Regions from separate parts of the Mus musculus genome. Here regions 2 and 3 are each linked to region 1. The links are chromatin loops, found by intact Hi-C in ENCODE. Cell type or tissue: heart. All regions are shown on one strand.

What was found. A loop is a pair of places that touch in the nucleus more often than their neighbours do. Peaks named below come from ENCODE experiments on the same cell type or tissue, not always from the same donor. Only the 100,000 strongest peaks of a DNase experiment are listed, where the experiment ranks them.
Region 2: a loop joins it to region 1, with 5 times the contacts of the local background. A loop is called at or near these places in 5 of 42 quality-filtered maps.
Region 3: a loop joins it to region 1, with 2.9 times the contacts of the local background. A loop is called at or near these places in 10 of 42 quality-filtered maps.

The regions. Positions count from the first base shown.
Region 1 is chr10:18,388,687-18,396,686 of GRCm38, reverse strand. It overlaps a transcript of Nhsl1 not described here. Among named protein-coding and RNA genes, the nearest start is that of Nhsl1, 15 kb to the left of the region's middle. In heart, CTCF peaks have their summits at 2,596, 2,801 (motif pointing right), 4,887 (motif pointing left) and 7,817 (motif pointing right); DNase peaks (open chromatin) are centred at 6,476 and 7,726; H3K27ac peaks cover 944 bases.
Region 2 is chr10:18,832,790-18,840,789 of GRCm38, reverse strand. It overlaps Gm32926 (predicted gene, 32926), which reads right to left. Exons shown (of 5, transcript NR_152783.1): 5 at 2,793-3,303. Among named protein-coding and RNA genes, the nearest start is that of 4930444F02Rik, 4.9 kb to the right of the region's middle. In heart, a CTCF peak has its summit at 4,693 (motif pointing left); no DNase peak of the experiment used is centred here; H3K27me3 peaks cover 353 bases.
Region 3 is chr10:18,448,733-18,456,732 of GRCm38, reverse strand. All of the region lies in intron 1 of Nhsl1 (NHS-like 1), which reads right to left. Among named protein-coding and RNA genes, the nearest start is that of Nhsl1, 45 kb to the right of the region's middle. In heart, no CTCF peak of the experiment used is centred here; DNase peaks (open chromatin) are centred at 1,002 and 3,192; H3K27ac peaks cover 4,969 bases.

The DNA of each region.
Region 1 (8,000 bases):
GGGAGGGTACTGAACTGGCGAGCAGAAGCTAAGGCAGGCACTACAGTACACAGTCTCTTGATGACCTCCCTGATAGCCCAGCAATGCTCTCTCCTACTGAGACTCAGAAACAAGGACAGTGCTGTCTCCAAAAGTTCCCAAGTGAACACAGAGCTCTGGAGACTTACAACTGTACCATGTGGGTCTCCTGTTGTCCCTCCTGGAGCCACTGCATGCTGGACACCAAGGGCTTCATTTCTCCACCATAATGAAAGCTAACTGGGAACACACTGGCACCCAAATGCCCACTGCTGGCAAGATAGTTTCAGCAGTGGAAGAAAATGGGCATCAGAGGATCTCATGGCACATGAAGTAGGTGTGGCTAGTGGACCCCCGAGCCCCCAAAATGCCAGGAGCAGATTCGAACAATCACATCAGGCCTGTTGAAGGATGCTGCAGATCTGCATGGGCACAAGAGGCCTGTCAGGAAAAGGCTTCTCTCTAGGAGCATCCAGGTTCCACTGAAAACTCTAAACTCCAAAGCTGCTGTATTTCTCATCCTGACTGTCTGTTAGGAGACATAATTCTTCCCCAAAATGATGAGAAACAGGAAGTCGTTTACAGAGAAGTATAAAATCCTGACAAGTGAAGAAAAATTACTATGGAAAATAATAATAATTACTGTAAAGGTATAAGCACCTTACCTTACCTACACTGAGTAGTCAGCGGTTTAGCTTAAAAGTAAGATTGATAGACAGACAGACAGACAGCAGATAGACAGTTTGATAGATAGGTAGGTAGGTAGGTAGGTAGGTAGGTAGATAGATAGATAGATAGATAGGGAGGCAGGCAGACAGGCAGGCAGGCAGGCAGAGACAGACAAGTGCCTCCCTGTGAGCCCAAAATCAAGAGGCAAGAGAACAGCTGTATGTTAGAGACCAGTCTGGACTACATAGCCAGGATGAGAGCCTGTCTCCAAAAGCAAACAGATGTAACAGATACTGACAATCCTGACAGTAATGATGATAGCAAGTCACTTCAAAGTCAATCTTCTCCCTCTCCCTTTCTCTCACAGCCTGTTCTGAGCATATGTTGAAGTTTGCTACACTGATAATATTTTAACAGAACACAGAAGAAAAGGTATCAGTCTCCCGACTTCTGCAAGCAAGATACAGAGCATGACTGATTATAGTCATAGGAAAAACACATCTGGCTAAAGGTAGGTTCATAACTGAAAGACTGTTTCAGCACACGGGCAGTTAGAGTCAAGTGACGCATGTGTTACACACCAGGCCAGATGTCACTTACGAAAATGACATGACTCCAAAAAGCAACGAAGTGTCACTTAGAAATTAATATGTAAGTATAATTATTTGGCCAAAGCCAGATGAGACCTCCTCTAAAAATGAGATTACATCGAAGCTCAGAAAAGATCAAAATCTGACTTTCCTAATGAAGCTAAAGCCTCCCAGGAAAGAAATCAATAGTTGAATTCAGTGCTTATCAGTAGCCCAATAAATGTCTGTGTGTGTGTGGGGGGGGGGGGGCGGTGCGGGCAGACAAGATGGTGTCCGTTTGTGAGTGCTAGCCTAGCACTGCTCAGAGAGTACAGACACGAGGTCAGACCCGGCTGAAATGTATTGGTGCCTAGATTCTCACCCACGTGGAACGCTGGAGCCATGTTTTAGAAAGGATTCCGGTTCAGTAGACCATGTGGTTAGAGCTTTTGTTCCGTGCATCCCTTCCTGGGCTGTGTATTCACACTCCTCTTCCCTGTTTAAGAGCAGTATGTTTTTAAACGGCTCCTTTTTGAAGGTTGAGCTGCCAACGGAGGCACTAGGTGTGTTACAAATAGTTACATGCAAAAGGCAGAAAGTGAAAATGGCTATGTTGTTTCTAATCTTAACTACAATGTAAAACAGTCTCAGATGCATCCAACCCAGGGGCTGAGGATGTCAAAGTTCAGAGGCAGTGTACTTTTGCCTAGCATGTGCAAGTTCCATCCCTATACCATAAAAATCAAAAACCTAAACAAAAAGGAGAAAGGGGAAAAGGTGCATCCAACGCTAAGCACGAACTCCGCCTGAGTCTGACCACTTAGAATCACCCAGAAGGAATCAGATGGTGCCTCCGACTGTCACCATGAAAATGAAACCACATACTTCAGTGTGTTTCAATTACAGAAGCTCGGGAACATAGGGTCTCAGAGATATCCCAATGAGGAAATGTCGCTGTGAGGTCACACACTACACAGACATTCTCATCTATGCAGTTTATCCTGCTGGGCCCTGCACCAAGCAGGTGCTCTGTTAAGCGTTTGGAAATTGTTACTTCCTGCCAATACTGAGACCCACAGTCCCACATGGTCAAAGTAACCCCAATAACAAGGAAATATAGCCATTTTCCAAGATCACACTTCTCCAACAGCATGGAATCTGAATCTCAAGGGCCCTCCCAATGCCTTGAGCCACCAAAATCATCTATCCCTAGAACAGACATGTGGCATATAAAAAGATCATTCTTTGTGAGATTAACACAGAAAACTGATCCCTTAAAACATGTTGTTCTCATTAAATTTTAACACCTGGACTGAAAAAAATAAAAGTTCCAAATAAGAGGAAATTAGCTCTGTCAGGTTTGCAGCACTACATGTAAACCTTTCAACTCAGAGCAGTTGGCTGTACTAAAGCAGTCATTATGCCTCATTTATGTCTATTGAACAGTCCTGTTTGAAAGCCTGTCTTATATGTGGAGAATGACTCAAAACATGATTTGTATTTTAGTAGATGACCAGCAGGTGGCAGAACGCACAACCCACCTGCAATAGAGCCACCACCAGTAAAAGAAAATGGTGGGATTCACTAGGAAGGAGTATGCAGATTCAAACGCTGCCTGGCTGAGGAACCTGGCTTCAACTTCAAACCTGTGTCTGCGTCACAAAACAGAAGTTGAGTGAGTACCCATCCACCATGTCAGCAGCATGAGAGATAAAACCCAGCAGTGCTCTACGGCACTGTGGGCACAGTATGGACGAGGGATAAAGGACAGAACGGAAGCTAAAAGATGGCTCAGTGGTCAAGAGCACAAACTGTTGATCCAGAGGACCCTGGTTTGATTCCCCACACCCACAGGGTGGCTCACGACAGTCAGGAACTCCAGTTCCAGGGATTCTAATGCCCTCTTCTGGCCTCTGTAGACACCATGCCCTGCCGGCGGGTGAGGAGGCGGGGAGGAATCACAAGGTGAACAGCTCCTGAGACACAGACACACACAGACACACACAGACACACAGACACACAGACACACACAGACACAGACACACACACACACACACACACACACACACACACACACACACATGCAAAACAAAGAGCAGTGTTCCAGGCATTGCTTCATTTAAAGAGTCCAAATGAGCCTGGTCCCAAGTGACGTCTTCCAGTACTAAATTACAAACCCCTGGACTCCACCCTAGACGCTCAGAACTGCTACAGAAGGACCTGAGAGCCACCCGAGAGGCTGTATCCGATACACATGGAGACAGTTGGCTCATGCATTATCTGTAGACCATCTAGCAATCTATATGTAGTCAGAAGATGGATAAGGCCTGCGTTTGCCTTCTAGGACATACTCAGAGTAAGGAGCAAGTCTGTAGTTCAGCAGGGACAAACCAACCCCTCTGTCTTAGCTAGGGTTTCCATTGCTGTGAAGAGACATCATGACCAAGGGGACTCTTATAAAGAACAGCATTTAATTAGGGCTGGCTTACAGGTTCAGAGATTCAGTCCATTGTCATTGTGGCAGAAACAGGGCAGCACCCAGGCAGCCGCGGTGCATGGAGTTTCACATCTTGTCCCAAAAGCAAACAGGAGAAGATTGTCTCATGAGCAGCTAGTAGGGGGGTCTCAAAGCCCACCCCTACAATATCACTTCCTCCAATTCCCATTCTCTGAGCCCAGCATATTGAAACCACAATATGACATACACAAGAGGCCTCAGGTTTAGCCAAATGACCTGTGGGTAATTTCTCCACTGACACACTTACAATAATAATAATAAACCCTTGCTATCCCCACTTCCCTCTCCTTCGGCCCTGCCACCTACTATACCAAGGGATTTGTTCACTTTGCAGCCGCAGTCCCATTTCCACGGTCATTTCTCTCTGATCCCCCTGCTCACAGTGCCCCATCCCCCCCAACCTCAGCTCTCCTGCCCAGCTGTCATCGGTGGACATCTGTCTGTCATCACCACAGTCTCTGCCACCACTTCCTTCTCCGAGCAGTGGGTGTTCAGTCTGCTCTCTAAGTTTCCAGTTAGTTACCTTGCAAGGAAAAGGATAGAGCTAGCTGTGCTGGCGACTGGAGGGCAGCCATAGCTCCCTGCAACAGAAGTGGGAGTCTTGACTTGATTCTCCCTCCTCCCCTGAGGAGAGTACTGGGCCCACTCTACCCTCTCCGCTTTTGCTCTCCTCTGCTGGCTCTCATAATGCAGTTCACCCCTCAGCCCTGACCCTGTCGAACCTTTCACTGCCAACACCCATATTACAAATCCCACTCCATGATGGAGGCTAGTCTCTCCTATTGTCTCCTAAAAGCATAACTTCCGGTCCCCCCAAGTGACTACTCTCCCAGTTCTCAGAAAGCAAGCACAGAGAAGTTCCTGACTTTGCCTGGTTTTTGAGATTCCAGCATCAGCCCTTTTCCTGATTCCAATGATGAGCAAAACTTAACTCTGTGAATTCATAATAAAAATTCATTGGATAATGTGAGAAGGAAGGTTTTAGCATTTTCCTTTCGCCTTTTAGAAATATACTGAGACAACACAGAATGGCAGACACCACAGATATTTAAACCAGGCGGAGCTAGACCTTGATTTCCACATAAAGATTCACTGAAGCACGGCAATAGTGCCACCTTGTGGGACAGCCATGACTACACCAAAACTCAAGAGGCGATCCATATCCAGAAAAATCACTGTCATTTTTAGATGCATCTTTTTGAGAATTTGTAGACCACAATCAACCAAAGGACAGGTAACAGGCTATTAGTACCGGATCTCCAAGGAGTAAAGGCACTGGTAGTTAATACCACCCTGTTAATGGCTCAAGGTGAATGGATAAAGAGACCGAAGCACGGAAGCCTTCAGATACCATTTAACTGACCGTGACCCTGAAACCAAGAAGTAATATTTAAACATTTAGTCTTATATCCAGATAGCATTTGGAGGCATGATTATTATCATGAGAAATTAAAACAAATTAGTATATAACCTTTAAGAAAACAGTAAAGCCAGGCAGTGGTGACGCACGCCTTTGATCCCAGCCCTTGAGAGGCAGAGGCAGGCGGATTTCTGAGTTCGAGGCCAGCCTGGTCTACAGAGTGAGTTTCAGGACATCCAGGGCTACACAGAGAAACCTTGTCTCGAAAAATCAAGAAAAAAAAATTTTTAAAGAAAGAAAACAGTAAAACCCTCTGTTAAAACATAAAACAAAGTAAGCTAAGGACATAACATGGTTGGTAGAATTCTGTGCAGCATGCACAAGTCCCTGGGTTCAGTCCCCAGTACCCCGTAAACAGGACCAAAAACTGGGCATGGTGGTACATGCCTGTGATCCCAACACTCTGCAGGCAGACACAGATCAGAGCCTACCAGTGACTACTTGACGGGCTTGCTGCAGCCCGTGACACATAAGACACTGTCTCAAAACTCAACCAGATGACCACCTTTTAAAAAATGACATAGGTAACTTAGAAATAGGCCTGTCAATCTATCCTGAGAGAAAGAAATAACTGAATGGTAACTGTAGCACCCAAGGAACTCCTTAATATCAGCACTGTAGAAACACATAGGCAGCGCTAAACATGGGGCGGGGCAGGCAGGCAGATAACACGGATGTTTTAGTAGGCTGCTCTGAACATTTTCTAAATACACTACAGCGTATAAAGCAAGAGAGCAAGGAGCTGTTTCCTTTCCACGAGTTTTGGAGAAAAGCTTTTGCCTCCAGACAATCATGAGCCTTTCTCTGGAAGCCCCGGCACTCATGCTGCGAGAGACAGAGGCCAAAGGTCCCCAGTGGCCCCCACTTTCGCTACCAATGGATGCGCACTGCGTGTTGTCTTCTCCATGGGCTTCTCTAGCCAAATCCCTCGCTCCATTTAAGCAGCTTGGTTCAAATTGTAAAACTTAAAAGTTTCACTTACCAGATGCCTAGATAAATCTCATCTGGAGGCCTTTAGAACAAAGCCACCGTGAGTGACATCCAGCCTGGCTGAGTCTTGAGGGTGATGTGAATCCTCCGGACAGGCGATGCACGCCCGAGACTGCACAGAAGAGACTGGGCCGCTGTCCTCAGATGTGGGTAGTAGCCTAGCGCTGTAAGCCAGGAGCCCTCTCCTTGCTATGATCCAAGGTCTTTCTTCCTACCAGGCTTCAGATCTGGCTCTGAAGTTAGCACGCGTGCGCGCGCACACACACACACACACACACACACACCTTGATACACAGTTCAAGCACATCCGTGAGTCATGCTTCCACTTCCTCTCAGGGTTCCCAGTGGTCCTCGGTGGCACAGAGTTCATTCATTCACAACAGTGCGCGCTCAGTCACACGGAATACTCACACACTAAACTCCAGCCCTTAGCACTTTAAAAGTATTTCCTTTCAACCTCCTGTAAAACCACCGCCTCACTTTCATTAGCAGATGAGAACTTCATCCCAGCAGACGGGCTCCCCAGGCACAATTCACACACATTATACTTCATAGGGCCTTTTCAATATTTACTTGCTGGTAGTGTTCTTCCTTTCAGGTCACAGATTATAGTGTTTAGCAACACGAAGAAGGAGGGGGTAGAGTTATGAATTAGTAAACTGCCGGGGCTTCCACTTGTCAATTCATTCCCACCTCGGAGGGGATTTGGACCCAGAGCTTCAACTCTCGGGAATTACCTTCAGGAAATGACTGAATCAAAAAGGGAATTGGCCAATTTTCTCCCAAAACAGGGAGTTATGGGGAAACTCCTCAGCTGTAGGCAAAGAGAGAGAAGTCTCTTCCTATGCAAATAAGTTTTGTTTCCCTCAGAGCGAGTTTGGTAAGGATTGCCAGGCCCTTCCCACCCTTTGATATGCTGATCTCGGGCTTCTAAACATGAGGGGGGTTATTTGATCACATTAATTATTGGGGGGGGGGTGGAGAAAGTGGGTGCTGCAAGGGAGGGGTGACACAAAGACTTCTCTAAATTGCCAGTTTGTTTGGTCTTTCATGGCACGCAACAATCAGATTCCTATTCACAGCTATTTCAGAGCTGGCTGGGAGACCATCAAAGTGTTTGGGAGGATGGAGCTAAACAGAGCCAAAACCCTGACAGCTTCACTTTCCGTGGCCAACTCGGATGCCAGCTCCCCGGACTTCTCAATCTCCCTGGCCCTGAGGGGGGAAAAGTCCTTTCTTACCTCTTCTGAGGAGCAAGGTGGGACACTGGCACATTTTCCTTGAATGCTTTGATCCTAGGGTGCTAGTCTGTGTTGGTATTTGTAAACCACGGCCATGCATAGTTACCTCAGGAGCTTGTAACTCTACAGATGTGTGGGCCCAATGCCAAGTGCTTGGAATCCTAAGGAGCGGCAGCCAGAGCTGAAAGCACCTCTCCGCGGAAGATGAAGACAATAGACAGTAATTGTTAGGGAAGTACAGCAATGGAGCCCACCCATCAACAAAGGAAAGACTATATGGAGGGGTTGGGACGCGTCCCCAAGCTGCCAGGCAAGCCCTGTAAGTCACAGATGGCCTTTCTCAGAGGAGAAATCAGAGGACTTCACTCAACACAGGACCCTGGTCAGATGCAGACAGCTGCCACTAGGTGGCTACTTACACTAGAGCTAAGTCCTTGTGCACCTACCCACCAATTCAACATTTCTTGAGCCTTGGGAAGTAAACTTAGAAAGTCCTAACTTCACAAAGTAAAAAGTTGCCCATGTGCCACACCAACTTTATCGTGGGACACAGGGCAGAGATTGCTCACAGGCTT
Region 2 (8,000 bases), 440 kb before region 1:
GTTTACGGCCAACCTAGGCTACACAGTGAATTCCTTTCAGCACAGCCTAAGTCATATAAGACTTGTTCCAAACAAAATGGGTCCATAAGATAGGTTACAGATAGATAGATAGATAGATAGATAGATAGATAGATAGATAGGATAGGTAATAGACAGGGAGAGAAAGAGATGATAGGTAGGTGATAAAGCCATGATAGGTAGAGATGGGAGATAATAGATAAATAGATGTAGATCAATGATAGGTGAATAGATGATAGATATGATAGTGAACAATGATACCTCTATCTTTAGATCTGCTGATATATTTGTATTAGTTGTAGCATGAAGCACTACTTCTAATGAATGAAACCTAACATCCTAATGTAAGCTGTTTGCAACAGGAACTGGATGAGACATCAGGAGAACTCTTTGTTCTATCCAAATCTTTTTTCTTTTGATCTGAAACTATCCTCCTCTTACTTTCCTTTCTTGAGTACTGGTTTATTATTTGGAAGATCACATTTGTCATGGAAAAAAATAAGTATGAAAATTCACTCTCAATCATCCTCATGTAAAATTACATATGGAAATCGTTCACAATGAGTTTTTAGATATCCCAAGTTGAAGGTTTTTGTTTGAACAGGAAGATAAGCACAGCAAAGCATTTAGTTGTTCTCCTGTGGCTATCTCTATGTTCCGTACCCACTTAGGAAACCAGGAGAGACAAAGTATCATACACAGCAGATCAATCACTTTGTGAAGTAATTACCAACATGGAATAACTGTTTAAAACAAATCAGAGAAAACCACTGACCCTTTATGCAGCAGTTTCTCTTTGGGAATTGTTCTCTGCATCTTGGCTGTGTAGACTGTGGGTCACAACCCCATTTAGAGTCACACTATGAAGATCACAAAAACATGGGAAACAGTGAAAGATTTCTGATCATGCAGTGACCTAAAGTTAACTTAAAACCACATGTGTAATGAACCTGGGCTATTCTGGCAGCCCTCAGCAGTGTTGATGGGCAACTGCACTGCAGCCATGGTTGTGAACACGTGACATGTGGACTGCATGATATCACTCCACACAGCGTCAATCAATGATGCCTGAAACAGCTGGGCTCAGATTAGAGAGCACTGTACATCATCAGCTGCATTGCTTCGCTGCCCACAGCTTTCTGCTCTCCTAGCAACACAACAACTTAATTATGAAAGCAAAGATTCAAAGTTTTCTGTGTCATCACTCATTAGATATCTGTGGATTCTAATGCGTTAGGATGTTCACTTTTTAAAAAATTACTCAGTTTCATAAAAAAATGAGTTAAATTAATTCTGGCTTTGCATGAGAACAGAACTTCCAACAGCTTATGAAATGGTCCTAAACATTTTGTACTAAGTATTTATGTAAAGTTGTAATATCAGCTTTGAGGGTTTTAAAATCAAAATATCCACCAGATATGAAAATGTTGATGAACCATGTTGTTTATTACTTATTTAGCCAAGGGTATCTCTTCATGTAAAATAAGCAAGTGTATCCCTCCTATCAATACACAAATTTCCTTGTCTTCAATAAATAGTAAATTTTATATACAACAAAGAACTATTTTTAAATGACTTCATTATGATTTTTCATTAGTAAATATTTGATTTGTATATCTATTTTATATATCTATGTCTACCTTGGGTCATTTAAAAATTTCTTGGGCAAAATGGATTGTTAAATGAAAAAACTTGAAAGATCCTTACTCAAAACAATCTTTTGGCTTCTAGCAAGCTCCATTTTTCTGTGTTCTTCCCACTTTATGCAAGCATCTTCCTGGCATCACAGTTCTGAAACAGGGTGGGCTTTACTGAAGCCTGGTCTTACCCTTCCGTCCTGCCCACAGCCTCTTTAAGTTTTCTCAACTATTTGTAAACCTCTGATACCAGAAACTGAGTTTTTAACTGTGGGGCATTAGGCTATGCACAGACAGCCTGGTTTCCAGTTGAGGCTAGATGTTGAACCCTGGGACCCAGTGATGATAATTCACCTACATGGGACAGAAGGAGTTCTCTCATGTCTCCTGGAACCGTGGCTCCTGTTGAAGTTACCACCCCCTCCGCCCCCACAAGAGAAGCATGGTTAGTAGTCACATAGGCAATGTCCCAAGCTTCTGACCTTTAGGCTAAACTCCTCCCCAGTTACCTAGCAACAGTAAAGATACAGAATACCATAAGAGGGGCTGCTTGGCCCCACCTCACTCTCTTACTCTTACTCCTCTTGCTCTCTTGCTCTTACTCTCCTCTCTCTCTCTCTCTCATCTCTTACTCTCTCCCTCTTACTCTAGCCTTTCTTCTCTCTTCTTTCCCCCTTCTCTCCTCCATGGCCAGTCTCTCTCTCTCTCTCTCTCTCTCTCTCTCTCTCTCTCTCTCTCTGTCTCTTTCTCTCTCTCATTCTCTCTCTCTCTCTCTCTCTCTCTCTCTCTCTCTCTCTCTCTCTCTCTCTCTCTCTCTCCAGCTTTTCTCTTTCCCCCTGCCTTTCTACAATAAAGCTCTAAAATCATAGACTGTCTCTTTTCATCAAGGCCCTGTGCATACTCTCACCTGCGTGGGAACCTCTCTCCCTCAGCCCTCTCTCCCATAACCCCAGGGCTACAGGGTATCATCCTGGGGCCCCAGGTCAGGGGATGCCCCTTGTCCACCCCCCAATCAAGCGGGGTCAGTGGCTTAGATGCCCACCCAGGATGCATCTGATTCTATAGAAACTTGATGTGCCATGGGTTCTACTCATTTTGGCCAATTGTCATAACTCTAAGATTGGAGTGGACAGAAAGTGAAAGGAGACAAAAAGTGGGAGTTTTACTTCTAACATAGGAGCAATAATTCACACAAAGAAATACATAAATAGAACCCAGAAGGAAGAGACCTTAAGACTCTCATTTGCAGCAGGATACAAATCAAGAAAGATTGGGAGAGATTATAACCATCAGCTCTAGGAGGTCCCCAAAGTCAAGGAAGAACGGTCCTCTGTGGAGAACAGGTCCCAGAAGCAGCAGGTCTCAGGGGGCAGAACTGTAGATAGGCCCCCTCCACAGGAGCCAGTCCCGCTGCTGCAGTTGCATGTTGAGCTTTAGTGGAAAGAGCAGGAATGTGATCCCAGCCTGAGCTGGAGCATCAAGTCTGGGGTGGTTCACTTCTGGAAGATCTTGAGAGCAGCATCAGTCTCCCTCCTTTCTTTTCTGACAAGCAGGCTTATGGGTCTGACTCTGAAGTGTCCACTGATGTCTGCTGGTTAGCAAGCCTTCTACGCGCACTGAGGTTAACAGAGGCCAATCAGGAAAAGGCCTGTCAAACCCAAAGAAGAGAAAGTCAAAGGCATGGCAAGAGCCTGTGGGTTGGTTTCACGCAGGTCACTGCTCTGCTGCTTCTGTGCCTTTCTTCCATGTAGAAGAGGAAGCTGGGAGGGACGGGAAGGGGACTGTCTAGAGGGGTAGAGGGCCTCTGGAGGATTGGGTGCTTTGCATAAACTAATTCCTAGCAGATATGGTGTCTGGTGGAATGTTGTCTAGCAGGGCCTGATGTGTAGAAGTTTCTATGGAATGGAAGAAGTGGGAGTGGTCAGCATGACCTCTAACAGTGCGTGAGGTAACAACTGGACTATTAATGTCCAGTACATGTGAACTAGGAATCAGGTCCTGCCCATTACCCTCCCCTATATTCGCTCACATGAACTTTTTACCAGGACCTACTGGATTTAATCCTTCCACGACTTCATGTAAACCACTAGGCATCAAGCTCTGCTGTTCACCACACTCCTATCACTGCTACTTAAGCTACAGGGTATTAAGACCAATTGCTACCCCCAAACTGCAAGCACTCCAAGATATGAGGCCTACTGAACTTGTGGTTTAGGTCCTTCTAGGACCCTCCCTTCATCAAAGTATCTGGCCCCACTGAACACATTCTTCTCACTCTCTCTGTTGATAAACATGCAGCTATATTTTAAAACAGACATTACTCTTGTATATACCCTTCCACTCCCATCACTACCCTAAATATACTGCGAGGGGACAAATCCTGTTGGACACCTGACTGCCATACAACTTGCACCCTCAGAGATCTGTCATGTCAGCAGTTCTCAATTTGTGGGTCATAACCCGTTTAGGAGGGGAGTCACATATTAGATATCCTGAAGATCAGATATGTACATTATGATCCATAACAGTAGCAAAATTCCAGTTATGAAGTAGCAATTAAATAATTTTATGACTGAGGGTCACCACAATATGAGGACATGTATAAAAGGGTCGCAGCATTGGGAAGGTCGAGAACTGCTGTGTCACATGAAACATTGCTGCAGAGCAGATCCTTTCTGGATTTCTGACTATAAACCCACATACACTTCTAGGGAATCAGTCAATGATAGACATCTTGCTATTATTCAGCCTATTCTATCAGGCAAGCTGGGCCTAGCACCATTATGCATCCTCCACCACCTTATACTTCTAGGTGCCTGGCCCTCCTGAACCCACCTCCCTTACCCCGTACAATGAAACTAGGCCTTCTTAGACACCTACCCTTTGACCCATCCACAGACATTTCTTGTTTCAGGCCATTCTGAACAACTGATGTCACTTCAGTATCTGGGCCCCTATGAGCCTAAATGAGTTGATTCTGTGGGTTTTCTTATGTCACAAGAAAGCTCTTAGGACAGAGGAAGTAAAAGTCTCCTTACACTGCCATCTTGTGGCCAACCCGGGCTCCAAATGATTTTCCTATGTCTGGGGAAGTTTTTCTTTTTTTCCTTTTCTATTATTATTATTATTATTATTATTATTATTATTATTATTATTGCATTCCAGTTGTTGGCCCCTCCCGGTCTGTACCCCCACAGTTTCTCATCCCATTCCTCCTCCACCCCTGTCTCCAAGAGGATGTTCACCCAGCCCTCGCCAGGCCTCCCCACTCCCTGGGGCCTCAAGTCTCTCAGGCTTAGGTACTACTTCTCCCACTGAGGCGGGACAAGACAGACCTCTGCTCTCTCTCTCTCTCTCTCTCTCTCTCTCTCTCTCTCTCTCTCTCTCTCTGTGTGTGTGTGTGTGTGTGTGTGTGTGTGTGTGTGTGTGTTTGTATTGGCGGGCTGGGGTTAGTACCAGCTTGTGTATGGTGACTCAGTGTCTGAGAGATCTCAAGGGTCTGGGTTAATTGAGACTGATGGTCTTCCTATGGTGGCCATTTTTACTATGTTAATCCTACCAGTCCATGAGCATGGGGGATGTCTCTATTTTCTGAGGTCTTCTTCAATTTCTTAAGAGATTTGAAGTTCTTGTCATATAGATCTTTCACTTGTTTGGTTAGAGTTACTCCAAATATTTTCTATTATTTGTGATTATTATGAAGGGTGTTGTTTCCCTATTTTCTTTCTCAGCCTGTTTATCATTTGTATAAAGGAAGGCTATTGATTTGTTTGAGTTAACTTTATACTCAGCCACTTTGCTTTAGTTGTTTATCAGCTGTAGAAGGTTTGGGTAGAACTTTGGGGGGTTGCTTGTGTATACTATCATATTATCTGCAAATAGTGATACCTTGACTTCTTCTTTGCCAATTTGTATCCTCTTGATCTCCTTTTGTTGTCTTATTGCTCTAGCTAGAACTTCGAGTACTATATTGAATAGAAATGAGGCGAGTGGGCAGCCTTGCCTTGTTCCTGATTTTTGTGGGATTGCTTCAAGTATCTCTTCATTAATTTGATATTGTAAACCTGCTTTCTTGTAGAACCCAGGACCAACAACTCAGAGGTCCTACCAACACAATGGACTGGGATGTGTTTATAAAAAGATAAAGAGGTATAAGAATATGTTCTGTGGGGGTGTGATGAGGTATGGGGGGAGGGGGTACCTCAGCAGGCCTATGCCAAGGCATCCCTTCCCCCTGAGGGACCAGCCACACGATGATATAGAATAGAATAGAGTTTATTCAGGGCATGGGGGGAGGAGTTAAGAGGGTAGTAGAGGCAGAGAAAGGGGGGGGGGAGAGAGAGAGGAGAGAGAGAGAGAGGAGAGAGGAGAGAGAGAGAGAGAGAGAGAGAGAGAGAGAGAGAGAGAGAGAGAGAGAGAGAGAGGTAGAGGCTGGCCATGACCACATGGAGAGGGAGGGGAAGGGAATGGGAGGAGAGAGGGAGCAAGAGAGCCAGAGGCCAGAGAGAGAGGCAAAGGGGCAAGAGAGGGAGGAGGGGATAAGTAGCCACCTTTATAGTGGCCGAGGTCTACCTGGCTGTTGCCAGGTAACTGTGGGGTGGAGTTTAGACAGAATGCTAACAGACTGAGCATTCCTTCATCAATCATTAATTAAGATAATTAAGCATTTTCGAAATTGAAGTTCCCTCTTTCCAAATGACTCTAGCTTGTGTCAAGTTGGTATAAAGCTCCCCAGCACACAACTGGATGCAAATAAATATCCATAAAATATGTACAAAAGTGTTTTCCCTCTTTCTTTTGACACAGGTTCTCCTTTTGTGCCTAGGCTTGTGCTGTGCTCCTGCATTTGATTGGCTCTCTTGCCTCTGCCTCCTGAGTAGTTGGAAATGTAGCTATTTGTCACACTTTCCAGCTTGTTTTTTTAATATATAAATTGGATTTTCATTTCCATATTATAAAATCAAATTGATACACAAACATAGAAAAGTCAGAACATTTTAAAATTTACATAAAAATATTCTTAATTCTTGAGTTAGCCCTTGTTGCTACATACTCATTTTTCCCATTTTCAAAAAATGTATAAACACTATTTTGAGTTTAGATGTCACTTTCTTGGCTATGGTAGTGTAGAACTAATGATTTCACATTGCCTAAGGTTCCATGGGATCTGGAGTTATAAGCACAGGGTGAGGTGTTAAGCTCATAAAAACATTACTATTTACAGTGTTTTTATTGCAGAATATTGATAATTTTACAGTCACTTAATTTTGTGTGTGTACATGTTTATGCAAGTTCACAGGATTTGTAGGTATATATGTGGACATGTGGACATGAGGACATTTCTCCATCACTCTGGAATCCAGATGTCGACATCCAGTCTTCCTCAGTCTCTCTCTAACTTATGTTTTGAGACAGGGTCTTGTGACCATGTTCTCATCATTAGTTGCATAAGCACTATTTCAGCGGAGGGCCATCTCCCCATCCCTTATGTGTTTCTGATTTATTTTGTTTGTTTGAGATAGGGTGTCTCTGTGTATCCTTGGCTGCCCTCAAACTTGGTCTGTAGACCAGGCTGGCCTTGAACTTAGAGATCTGCCTGCCTCTGCCTCCAGAGTACTGGGATTAAAGGAGTGAGCCATGGCTGCCCAACATCCTCCTAGGTTAAATGAGGTACTTTCTCTGGTGTTGTGTCTATCTTTCACAACAATAAATATAGATAGGCATTATTTCCACACTGTCTCCTACATATTCGGAGAGACATTAATCTTTTTGCTGACAATAAATCTGGTATGTTCAAGAAAAATTTTGGAAACATGATTATCATTTTGGAGAATTATGTGAAATGTGTGGAAATATGACAAAAGCAAAGAGAGCATTTAATTTAGCTATAATGTAAAGATACTTTCCACAGGGAATAGACACTTCTTGCTTTTCTTTTCCTTGTTGTGAAATGAAAGATCTGATCCACCAGTGGATGGAACAGGGTAACCGAGAACGTATGTCATCCAGCGAGGACCATCACTCTTGAATGTTCAGAGGATGAGTTAATTTATGTGGAATTCAGAGTTTTCACGCACATTGACACATAATAAATTGTATTACATTTTAAATGCCAACATAAAACAATAAAATCAGGAGACAGACGTAGAGGTGTGGATTAAAGGAAAAGTATTTGCCTGCATGATGTGTTAAGTGTATATTCCCAGCATCACAAAAACAACTTAAGAAAATTCTACAACTCTCATGTACCTACACCCTTAAGTATTTTTGCAATGTTTTAACTTAGCACTATGTTTTAAGAAGGCAGAATCTTCCAAAGATGGCTGGCATGGTTGAGTACTTAGC
Region 3 (8,000 bases), 60 kb before region 1:
CCATTAAATTAATAAGTTCCTACATGAAAAGAAACAAGGGGTTTCTTTTAAACACTTGCTAAGACCTCTTACAGAGGACCTTGGCTTGATTCTCAGCACCACATGACAGCTCACAACCTTCTGTGAGCCCAGTTCTAGAGGACTCAACACTATCTTCTAGCACCCATAGAAGGACTCTCTTCTAGTACCCAGGGGCCCTTTGCACACACAGTATACTTATGTACATGTAGGCAAGACACCCTTACAAATAAAATTTTTAAAAATCTTTAAAAAGGAAAAACACTTAAACATAACAGCTCTACAGGATTCATTCTTGTGACATTAAAAAAAAAATAACATTAAAGTGCCTGTGGGTTCTCAAATCAATAAAAAGCTTTTAACCCGAGAGAGAAAAGTCACTACAAGGAAATCATTCAATTCATTTGCAGTGTTGCAATGAATTAAAGCTTCATCCCACCACTGCCCTAGGCTCTGCAGATGCTAAGATGCAGACAAACTCTCAGAAACCCTCTTCTTGCCTTAACTGTCATGGCCACTTTTGCACCTTAACGGTCATGGCCACTTTTGGAGTGGAATATCCATTCCTCTGTCACATATATGTGCTATCATGATTCTCTTCTGTCCCACTATGAAGACTGTGCTTCTGGGAGACAGGAACTACACCTGTGCTGGCTTTGGAAATTCTTCTTAAACAATCAAATTGAATGATATGAGTGTGGGGTGGTGAGCTGTGCACAGACAGCCTGGTCCCCAGTGACTCGGTAGGTGGTGACTTCCAGCAGGGGTTTGGCCACATGCCCTAGGCCCTGGGCCCCTGGCTCCTGTTGCAGCTACAGTCTCTACTTCTCTACTCTTCTCCCTCTCTCTGCCTTTCTACTATAAACATCTTAAAGCCATGGACTGCCTCTTCTTATCAGGCTGGTAGGGCATTCAGCTGGAGCAATGGATACAGGCCTTCCCCTAACTAGTCATGCGTCTAACCTTCCGCCCAGGAGGCTTCCCCGTGCTTCAGCTAGGACACTGCCAGCCAACCCAAGCCAAGCTGACCTAGCAGGTCTAGGACTCTCCTCCCCATGGGAACCCAGCTGGAGCTCCCTTCTTCTGTCCTTTTCCCTTCAGCCGCAGGCCAGAGCCTGCCCGAGGGTCCACCTGCTCCATTCTCAGCTCTTCCTAGACATCCAGCAGCGTCTGCAGTGTCCAAGACTGAGAACCTGACGTCCCTGGCCTCAGTTCGGCCCAGACAGGGTCCTGTGGTTTCTCACATCCCAGTGCCCACCTGGCAGCGCAGCGGGGGTGCATGCAATCAAACCTACCTTGCTGAGCCCTGGGTAGGACTCAAGACTCTATTTTTAACCCACAATGAGTAATCTATTCCTTAGCCTGGAAGAGTCCCATCTGCTAGAAGATGACAAATAAAATAAAGTGGTAAATAGGCATAAATTACAGAATGCATGCCTGGAGTGGTAGTCATACAGAAGAAGTAAGATCAAGGCAAACTTGATGGAACAGGTGGCCCATGAGCTAGACTCTGACGAGGGAGTTTACTAGAAGGAGCATCTATACAAAACAGGGGCACAGGCATAAAGAAGACATCATGTGGCTGGCTAGTTGGGAATATGGAGATATGAATACACAATGGTGCACAGTCCCTGTCACAACTCCTCTCCCAGTCCCAGGCACACTGCTTTTCACAGATGCTCTTGCACATATGTATCAGTGCTGAGTCTAATATTCGAAAAGTAGGGTGCTCATTGCCAACTGGATGATTTCTACTGACAACTCTGACTGTTGAAGTAACTGAAGTACCTGTGCCCAGCCTCGGACTTCCTGGAGGATGGAAGCGTGTGGCACTCATTTGGCTGGTAGGGCATTCAGCTGAAGCAATGTGATCATGGGTTCAAAAACTGGTCGCTGGCTTTGCCAGGAGTGAGGGCCAGTTCCCTGGGTCAGCCTGTTCCTGAAAGCTAGGCTTGGGCCTGATTCCCCAGCCTCTTCTGTTCATCCTCTGAGTTCCACAGACCCAGGTACCACGCCCTTCAGCTTATAACTCAGTCTGCATCTGAACCTGGTTACACCACCTGGTGCCAGCGGGGTGACAGCGTGGGGCTTGCAGAATGTCTTGAGAGAGATCATGAACAGAGGTGAGGTACTCTGCCTGCTAGGCTTCACTTGGCTAGAAAGAGTTGAACACAGGGGTTTTTGTATAAGATAGAAATCTATGTACTGGAAAAAAAAAATTACAGGCCTGGGGATATAGCTCCATTGTCTTGCATTCATGGAGCCCAGACTAGATCCCCAGGACTGCATAAGCCAAGAGTCACTTCCTGCCTGTTGTCCCAGCCCTTGGGAGATAAAGGTAGGAGGAACCTTAGTTCAAGGCCAGCCTGGGCTACACAGATATCCTATCTCAAAGAGGGGAGGAGAGCTGGCAAGATGACTCGTTGGCTAGAGGCACTTGCCAGGCAAGGCTTACAACCCAAGTTCAGTCCTCAGAAACCATGAAAAGGTGAAAGGAGAGAACCAACCGCCTAGAGTTGTCCTCTGACCCCACGAACCCCTCCCCCAATCCCACCTCACTCACACACACACACACACACACACACACACTTTTTAACAAAAGGTTTCAGGTATGGGTGAAAATAACTTAGAAAAACAACTGAACAATTGTAAACTAACGTTGACGAAAAAGAAATAGAGTAAAATGATTCCCTTTTGGGATGGGGGGTCATAGAAACTACATTCATGACCAAAGTCACTGCCATAAAGGGTTTCTCTGTGATCATTTTTAAAATGCTCATTTCCCATCAACCTTAATCATATACAATTACGAAGTATTAACAAGTTTTCCAATAAAGAACACACACATAAATCAAAGCAGTGTCTTTATTCTGGGAAAAAATATCAGATCATTGAACCAAAACAGACAGACTTTTAAAAGTAGTTATGAAGGCAAAGCCAGAGCACATACAGGCAGACAACAGAGTCCACTCTGATGATATTGAGAGGGAAAAATACAAGATGAACACATGTGCATGCGTGCACGTACACACACTATAAAGAATATTCGCTGTCTTGCCAAATCTCTGGACAGACAAGGAATTTACCTTCTATCCTGCCAGGACTGCTATGGCAAAATGCAGCTGCTGCCACCTGCTGGTCAGCACTGATGGCACACAAGTCTGACTACCACTTCCAGACTGGCAGACCAGGGCTGTTCCAGTTGCCAGTAGATACAAACAAACTGCTATGTTACTGCTTAACACACCATCAATTCAGAATGCGAGCCTGCTGGAAGAGCCTTGCTTGCAAACCTCATATATGAATGCAGGGAAGCCTGGAAGGCAGGCCAGCCTGGTAGGATAGGAAATGTAAAGCTGTGACAGTCCCCACTGCAGGCCAAGGGGGGACTATTGCCATGCTCCCAAATGCTTGGAGGTGGAGATGCCCCATCCATCAAGTTGGATGTAAACCCAGTAGCAGCTATTTACACTGAACTTCCTGGATCAGAAGCTAAGCAAATTAGAGCAAACTTTTGCTCAAATTCCATCAACGGCCCAACAAGTATGGACCCAGCTGTGTTCACCACCCCAAACACTAAGAGTATCAACTCAATAAGGTCCGGGTATCTTCTGGTGGATGGCATTTCTAGAGAACTGAAAAGCGAACCACAAGATCAACTTTAAAGGTGTTCTCCAAACTCATCCATATGTTAAAAAGGCAACAAAGTAAAAGATACAAATTTCATAGTAACTTCTGTACCCTACAGCGTCAACTTCTGCAGCCACCCTACTTATCTAAAGCTGAAGGCAACTAACACACACTACAGTGTTGGCTCTTGACCCTCTCTCTACTCCTGTGTGTGTGCTTATGGAAAGGGGACGGGCAACCAAGCACTGGCACAGGAGAGAGAGACAGAGACAGAGACAGAGAGACAGAGAGAGAGAGAGAGAGAGAGAGAGAGAGAGAGAGAGAGAGAGAGAGTTTTCTTCCCCCACATCATTTTCTTATCCCTTCCAACAAATCCTTCCCCAGTCTGTCTCCTGCTTTGCTGTCTTTGGTTTTGGTTGCTCACATCATCATCAGGGTTGGTGGTTATTTGGCTTCATAGCCTCCTCACTAAGGAATCTCTCTCCCCCCTCCACATGCAACCTTCTACTATCTATAGCTCCTCTGGAGGGGTGGAGCCTAATGGGAAGACCCTTCACTGACAGAGTAACTCTAACAGTCATAGATCCAAAAATACTAAGAAAGGAAAACACTCCATGGCTAAGTATCTATTAAGTGAACATATTTTTTTCAGAGTACCTCAGCATAATAAAGTCTCTCCAAGGAAGGCTGAAAATTGCTTTACCATATATGAAGCAACAGTATCAACAGCAACAGTATTTTTTCCAAAGCTTAATTTTTTGTTTTGTTTTGTTTTGTTTTGTTTTGTTTTGTTTTGTTTTTCGAGACAAGGTTTCTCTGTGTAGCCCTGGCTATCCTGGAACTCACTCTGTAGACCAGGCTGGCCTGGAACTCAGAAATCCCCCTGCCTCTGCCTCCCGAGTGCTGAGATTAAAGGCGTGCACCACCACGCCCTGCTCCAAAGCATAATTTGCTGGTAACTTAATACAAAGTGAATCTTGTAAAGGAAAAAAAAAATCTGCAGTACAGTTTTTCATTGGATAAGGGAAGGACTTGTTTGTTTCTTTAAATTTTATTATTAAGTTAGACATAGTGGTATATCCATAGTCCCAACACTCAGAAGGATCAGAACATCGGGCCAGCCTGGGCTACAAAGCATACTACAGAGGCCAGCCTGAACAACACCCACCCCCTTCAGCCCCACCACTTCCATCACAAAAACCAAGTCAAAGCCCAAGTTAGTGTTGGAGGTTGACTCCTGCAGAATGCTGCCCTAGCATGGCCCTGTTAGATGCTCAGCACCACAAAGGAAAACAACCAAATGGCAAAACAAACACAATTTTTACATGTGTCATCACTCAAAAATATTGATTTTCTCGTAAACATCCAAATATCATAATGAAACATTAAATATTCATACTTTTTTTTTTAATCAGAGAAATATCATCTTGGATGAAGAGAGTGATTTGCAGCCACCCCAGTTCCTGAAGGCTAGAAAGACGCATTTGCACAACACAGACTCACCCAGAGCTCAGCAGGGGAGCTCAGAGATGAGGGCTGGGGAGTCAGCAGTGTCTACTAATAAACACAGGGTCTGCAGGCCCAGCCAAGCCGGTTGCACTTTAAGGCCCTTTAACCAGTGAGGGGCTCTAGCAAGGAGTTAAAAGAACCAGAACAAGTGCCAGGACAGCCAGAGATATACAGAGAAACCCTGTCTCGGGGGGGGGGGGGGGGGGGGGGGGGGGACAAAAACAAAACAAAAGAAAACAAAACAAACAAACAAAGAAGCAGAATGTTTGCAATGATGGTCCTTTGAGGCCCCTCTGTTTTACACTAACGTGCAGAGGATTAGCAAAGGTTTGCTTTACTGCCCTATTATCTATTAATTACTATTATTATTTGAAAAGCTGGGAATCATACCCAGGGCTTTTGGATGCTAGGCAAGTGTTCTCCCACTGAGCTCCACCCCAGCCCTGACACATTCTCTTAAAAGGAAACAAAACAGCAACAACAAACACTTCCAAAGCCACCCTTTTAAAAAGTCGGCAGGAAAACCAGCCAACCAAAATTTTTCTTATTACCTTTTCATTTTTTTTTTCACACTTCATTTTCCCAGGTCCTTAGATGTTTTCTGGAACATGGGGGACACTCTAAGTGTTTTTATCATAAACCTGGACATTCAGTGTAATTACTACCCCAGATTCTGTTATCTTCTACATTAACGATAAAGTATCATGGCAATCACATAACAGAGCTGCTCAATAGCTTACTTTAAGCGAAGAAAATAAATGAAATGGTAGTCTATAGAATCTTGGCATACAAAGAACAATGAATAAACCAGCAATACCCTTAAGAACTAATCAATAAACTTCCAGTTAGAGACAGCTTTCTGAAAGCCAGGGCTGCAGACAGGTTTAATCCCAGCGCTGCATTTTGAAGACCTTGAGTCAGTCATCTGATCTCTCTGGGCTGGGAAACATGACATTCTGAAACCTGCTTTCCAAGGTCATATTTTATCTGTCCTGCCTGTGTCTTAGGTCTGGTGAACGGAGGCCACTTGCACTTCTCAAGCAATTGCATGAACTTTTCCTTGACCACGGTGTATGGAGAAGTTCACATATGGATGGAGTAAGAAGCTATTGCCATAAATCCAACAAGAGATGGGCTGCTGAAAATGGGACAAATGGGCAGATCTCAGGGAGATGCAGAGGAAGCTATAACTGCCCACTAAGAGCAAGACAGACAACTCATGAGCAGACTCAGTGGTGGAAGTGACTAGGTGGGAGACTGTTGTCACAGGACGGGGAAGAAATCAAAACAGCTAGACAGGCAAGGCGAAGACTCCCATGAGCACAGCAGTCTGCGCCCGTAAGACAGGCCACAGAGATACAGAAAACTGACACCTGCCACGAGTTCCCAGAGAAACATCAGGTGTGACAGAAATCCCTAAACCCAGGCTTGGGCATGCTAAAAAGAACAGGTTAAAAATTAGGGAGACCAGATTGTAGACTTCTTTTCTTGTCAGGGGAATGCGTCAACTCTTGCTTTATGGAGCCCACACTGGCTGTGAACTTGCTATGTAGTTCAGATTAGCCTAGAAAATGGGAGATTACAGACCAGATGCGCCCGCCGCCCGCCTGCCCACCCGCCTGCCTGCCTTTCTGTATTCTGATGCATCCAGGCTTCCCTGGGCTTTACATCCATCTTGCTTTGACCACCTGAGAGCCAGGATGTCATGTACACAGCACCATAACCATCCAGGTGGCACCTTTAGTAAGAAATTCTGCCCTAAAGATAAGGAGGAAATGATTAGGGACTGCGAGATACCCTAAGGCAAAACAGTAAATGCAGAGTAATTTCATGTTAACGTTGGATGTGTTTCTCTCAAGCTTTTAAATTTTGTTTCATAGGCCACTTTATGCATAAATTTTAGATTCACACAAGACTTAAAAATACAGATTAATGAATGACAATAATCTTCAAGCAGAAAAGCTGGCAATTGCTTTTCTGAAATCGTCTCATTAATTCACACAAACATATACACACACAGAGAAAGTGTGTGTGTGTGTGTGTGTGTGTGTTTGTGTGTGTGTGTCCATGGTCCCCAGTCCATCCTACGATGATTTTTCTGTACAATTTCAGACATCTTCCATTTTCCTACCAACAAAGTGGCTGGGTTTGGCTCACTTACTTGGACAGACGGTGTTCACCAAAGTACATTATAACTCATCTGGTAGGTTTTCTAATAATGAAAAAAAAAAAAAAAAAAAGACCAGCAAGGTTGGGTCAGAGGGTAGAGGCTTAAAGGAAGATTATTAAGATAAATAAATAAAGCAAAAGGCTGTACGGGTGGAAGACATGGAGATTCCTGGTTTCTTGATTGGCTATTCGAACGGGAATAGGTCTACAGTGTGATTATCTGAGGATTTCAGGTCGGGCAAACCCAAACCCAAACAGTGCTGTAGTAGGTCTAGCCCGAGGCCAAGAGGCAAGACTGCTTCCTACTGTAAGAAGCAGAGTACTTGGCTGGGTGTGGTGGCGCACGCCTTTAATCCTAGCACTCTGGAGGCAGAGGCAGGTGGATTTCTGAGTTCAAGGCCAGCCTGGTCTACAAAGTGCATTCCAGGACAGCCAGGGCTATACAGAGAAACCCTGTCTCAAAAACAAACAAACAAAAAGCAGAGTACTCTTTGTGGAACAAAACAAAAATGGCAGCTAGAAGTGAAGAGCCCATGCTCTGAGCTAAGTAAGCCCCGTGCACCTTGTGTGCAGTGCCTCCATTACCTCGCTGAGACCCCATCCTATCCTGGAGCTGTCAGCTCTCCTTAGTCCCATGTTTTAAGATCAAGAAATGGAGAGTACAAGGAGCCAAG